Linked DNA regions of Homo sapiens: region 2 is linked to region 1. Evidence: read pairs that join two places in POLR2A ChIA-PET (ENCODE). Cell type or tissue: GM12878. All regions are shown on one strand. Region 1 overlaps UVRAG (UV radiation resistance associated). Region 2 overlaps UVRAG (UV radiation resistance associated).

Region 1 (2,500 bases):
AAACAAGGTTATGTGATACTAAATCAAGAAGGTATACTATGAATTGTAAAATTCCAATGTCAAGTTTCCATTCTGTGTGTACTCGTCTACTTTTATAATCTAAGGAGGCAACTGCTAAAATACTGTACAAGGCATTGAAAAAATTTAACAATATAAGACTTTACTGGCCAGGCACAGTGGCTCATGCCTGCAATCCCAGCACTTTGGGAGGTCGAGGCAGGTGGATCACCTGAGGTCAGGAGTTCGAGATCAGTCTGGCCAATGTGGTGAAACCCGTCTCTACTAAAAATACAAAAATTAGCCAGGTGGGGTGGTGGGCACCCCAGCTACTCGGGAGGCTACTCGGGAGGCTGAGGCAGGAGAATTACTTGAACCTGGGAGGCAGAGGTTGCAGTGAGCTGAGATCGTGCCATTGCACTCCATTCTGGGCGACAACAGGGTAACGCTGTCTCAAAAAAAAAAAAAAGACATTACTTATGTCATTAAACCTAAAACAAAGCATAAACCTAAAATGTTTCAACCTCTCTCATAAGACAGATGTCTTTTTCTAAAACACCTTCAGTTTGTAGCTGTACACATTCCAGTACGTTGAAAATGACAAACTTGGCCGGGCGCGCTGGCTCACGCCTGTAATCCCAGCACATTGGGAGGCCGAGGCAGGCGTATCATGAAGTCAGGAGATCGAGACCATCCTGGCTAACACGGTGAAACCCCATCTCTACTAAAAATACAAAAAATTAGCCGGGCGTGGTGGCAGGCGCCTGTAGTCCCAGCTACTAGGGAGGCTGAGGCAGGAGAATGGCGTGAACCCGGGAGGCGGAGCTTGCAGTGAGCCGAGATCGTGCCACTGCACTCCAGCCTGGGCGACAGAGTGAGACTCCGCCTCAAAAAAAAAAAAAAAAAAAAAATGACAAACTTCTTTTTCTCCCCAGCAGTAACATGTCTGACAGGTAAAAATACACAGCTTATCAAAAATACACATTTGGAAACTATGAAAATCTAATTTTTTTTCATTCTACCATACGTTTCACTTCAGGCCCAACTTATTAGTTTCAATTCTGCTTGTGCTCTATTTCTAGTCAGTTTCACTTCTGAATTTTCTACCACAAAGAATTGTGATCCTGTAGAGACATTTTAAAGTAAACACTAAATAAACATAGCTTTTCCTTTCAAAAAAAAAAAAACTCATTTTCACAGGAAAAAGAGAAACAAACAAAAAACATAAATTCCTAATAGCATTTTGTCACATAAAAATAATGATTTCAAGATGCTGATATCTTAAGTTTCTGAGGCTTCCTCATATCATTTTATTTATAAGAGCCAAACCAGCACAAAAAATTGCCATCATTTTACTTTTTAGATACTCAACTATATATTACATTTTTTCTTCGAGTTACAAGGGGCTTAGTAAATATTTGCAGAAGGAATGAATGTACACGGCATGGTAGTGCATTGCGTGAGGCACATGTTCCTGATAAGATGAACGGCCTTGCCAATAAAGCTGATTTTTTTTTTAGTAATAGAAAAATGATTAAATTAGATTAGCAAAAGTAGGGTATCCAAATAAACATAAACACAGAAAGGGAAAATATTTATCCTATACAGCAAAATCAAGCTTTAGATCTACTTTTCTGCTTCTATCATGTTTTTTTGCATGGGTTTCAATACCACTGAATCCAATCTTTCCTTGTTCTCTTTAGGCTGTAAAGTTCTTCAAGGGAAAGACTCATAAACAAAAAAACTGTACATGAGTTCCTACTAAATCATCAGCACAGTGTTAGGCACAAGTGCTGTAGGAAATAAAATATAAAGCCTGATGGTCCCAAACTCTGAGGTACTTAAAACTTTTCACCAGAACCCTGCAAAGAATGGGTGTCTAGGGCAAACAGGAAACACCTAGATTGTAGTCCCTTTGTTGACACTCTGTGTGACTTTAAGTTACCGGCCCAGTGCAGTCGCTCATGCCTGTAATACCAATGCTTTGGGAGGCCAAGGCGGGAGGATTGCTCGAAGCCAGGAGGTAGAGACCAGCCTGGGCAATATAGCAAGACTCTGTCTCTACAAAAATTAAAATTAAAAAATGAACCAGGCATGGTGGTGTGCACCTGTGGTCCCAGCTACTTGGGAGGCTGAGGCACATAATTTGAGTCCAGGAGTTAGAGGCTGAAATGAGCCATGATTTAATCTCCCATACAGAAAAATTCCAAATAATTTATGTAGATACTCTACCCTCAAGAAGGGGGAGCACAGATCTCACTCAAGTGTGGACTACACATAGTGACTTCCTTCCAAAGACTACAGTATAGAGGGAAGGGGAGGAAGAGTAACCTTATAGCAGAGAAACCTGACAAACACTACCTGTGGCCCTTCAATTTACAATAATAAATATATACTTTGGTCTTTGTACACAGTTCCTGGTGCAGAGCTCTTAAAACCTCTGTCATTCCCTGGGTGCCATAGGGGTACTAGGAGAATCTTTACTTTTCATATTTGGTCTTTG
Region 2 (2,500 bases), 120 kb before region 1:
TCAAAACAATGATGTAAGAGGTATGGAGATCTTTTAAGTCTTAGTGTATCAATAATTAGAATGACTACAGGCAAATTTGAGCTCTTTATACAAAAGAAAAAAACCACCATGTACTAGCACCAAATAATCACAAATTCTAAAAAGCTAATATTAGATGTTATTCTTTGCTTGAAAACAGCTCAGGGCGATTTAAATAAACATTTAAACTCTGTTGTTTTAGCCTGGCAATTCAAAGTCCAATGAAATCTAGCTCAGGCACAATAGTATTAATATTTACCAGAAACCTGAGGCCTAATACAGTGCCTGGCACATAGAATATATTTATTTAATAATTCGTTGGTGAATGAATACATATTTATTTAGTGCTGGCTATGTGCCAGGCACTAAGCTAAAAACTTGAAATGGATATTTCATTTAATTCTCACAAAAATCCATAGACGTAATCATTCCCGTTCTACCTGTGAGAAAACTGAAGCTGGTAAGTGGCAGAATCACTATTTAAACCCAGGTTTGTTTAACTCCAAAGCCCGTGGTCTTCACTGCTTATTTCCCACCCACAAACCCATCGTTCCTAAGCTAATCTTGTCATCATCTCCCCACAAACCTTGGCATCAGTAACACCTTACATGTTAAATAATTTTAGTTTCCAAAGTGCTTTTTCACAGACACATTATTTAGGTTAAACCTTCCAAATATATGTGTCCAAGCTCAGTATTCCTCCCCTTATATATCAGGTTGCTGTGTGCTTTTCTCTTCCATTATTCTACGATTCTATTCATAATATAACTCGTATCTCAACTAAATCTGCTGCTGCATTTTATCCCACTATCTTTGGGGTAGGCAGAATTCTAAAATGTCACCCCAAGATTCCCATTCTCTGCATAATCCCCTTCTCTTGGTTATTAGCAGGACTTATAAACACCATAGGATATTACTCCCAGAAATGTTACTTTACAAGGTGAAGGAATTGAGGGGCTATAATTAAGGTCACGTATCAGTTCACTTTGAGTTAACCAAAAGGGAGATTAGCTGGGTGCTATAGGCTGAACTGTATCCCTTCATCCCCCGCCCCAAATTCATGTTGAAGTATCCTAACCCTTAATGTGACTATATTTGGAAACAAGACTTTCAGGAGGTAATTAAAGTTGATGAGGTCATAGGGTGGCCTCAAAAGAACAGGAAGAGAAAAAGATCTCTCCCTCTCCACACGCATGCAAGAAGGAAAGGCTATGTGAAGTCACAACAGGCAGGTGGCCATCTGTATGCTAGGGAGAGAGCCTCGCCAGAAACTGAACCATGCTGGCACCTTGATCTCAGAGTTCCAGCCTTCAGATCTCTGAGAAAATAAATGTCTGTTGTTAAAACCACCCAGACTGGTATTTTGTTATGGCAGTCTAAGCTGACTAATACAGACGGTAGGTCTGCTCTAACCAGGTAAGCCCTTAAAAGGGACTGGCCCTTCCTGAAAGAAGAGATTTGAAGCATGAGAGGGCCTATAAAGTGGGCCACATGGCAAGAAACTGCAGGTGGCCTCAATGGGGCTGACAGCAGCCCTCAGACCACTATCAGCAAGAGAACAAGAGGCTGAGTCCTATAAACCACAAGGAAGTGAACTCTGCCAAAAACCATGGGAGCTTAAACAAGGACCCTGAGCTCCAGAAAAGAACACAGCGCAGCTGACACTGATTTCAGCCTCATGAGACCATAAGCAGAGAACCAAGTCAGCTGTTCCCAAATTTCCGGCCTAAAGAAGAAACCGAGAAACAATAAAACAGGTATTATTTTAAGCCACTAAATTTGTGGTAATTTATTATCCAGCAATCAAAAACTAATACATTCTTTCAATCCAAATATTAATTATCCTTCTTTCACAGCCATCTCTTCATGATTCCATTTACTGAGCACATTATCACATTAGTCAAAATAACACCTGCACATTATAAATCTTTAGCCTAATTCCTTATCTGATCATGTTAACGTATCTTTAAATTTATTCATTCATCCTGTCTTCACATTGAGCACTTTCTATGTTGCTAATACTGAGTCTAGTGTTAAGAGAAAAAACATTGCAGACAGTCTGTGCTCTCTAAAAATATACCATTTATTTACATATTCATGCAATAAACATTTATTGAAGGCCTAAATGTTCACCATGCCCTCTGTTAAGTAATAAAAATACAGAGATCAGAGCATTATCTTCATAATGCTCAAACTTTGTAGACAACTTGGTTTGTAAACAATCATAACAGCATTATACAGGCTACAACACAGGCATGCATCGGGTAAGGGCTGAACATAAAAAAGGAGCATCTATTCTAGGGACGGGGTCAAGTGGAAGCAAAAGTCTTCTTGGAGGGGGTAAACACTGAGCCAACATTTGAAGGAAAAGTAGGAATTAGCTAGATAAAAAGGGAGAAAGATATTCCAGACAAAAGCAAAAACAAGTACAAAAACAAAAAAAAGGTACCCTAACATTTTCAGGAACTGTAAGCAGCTTAGC

What was found. Peaks named below come from ENCODE experiments on the same cell type or tissue, not always from the same donor. Only the 100,000 strongest peaks of a DNase experiment are listed, where the experiment ranks them.
Region 2: POLR2A ChIA-PET joins it to region 1 with 13 read pairs; 3 of 35 experiments call an interaction of 5 or more read pairs at or near these places.

Annotation. Positions count from the first base shown.
Region 1 is chr11:75,823,078-75,825,577 of GRCh38, reverse strand. All of the region lies in intron 1 of UVRAG (UV radiation resistance associated), which reads right to left. Among named protein-coding and RNA genes, the nearest start is that of UVRAG, 9.1 kb to the right of the region's middle. RefSeq lists an enhancer at 1,083-1,162. In GM12878, no CTCF peak of the experiment used is centred here; a DNase peak (open chromatin) is centred at 1,027; H3K4me3 peaks cover 2,052 bases; H3K27ac peaks cover 2,353 bases.
Region 2 is chr11:75,945,751-75,948,250 of GRCh38, reverse strand. The region is part of intron 6 of UVRAG (UV radiation resistance associated); the gene reads right to left. Among named protein-coding and RNA genes, the nearest start is that of UVRAG, 130 kb to the right of the region's middle. RefSeq lists an enhancer at 1,620-1,719. In GM12878, no CTCF peak of the experiment used is centred here; no DNase peak of the experiment used is centred here; H3K27ac peaks cover 1,318 bases.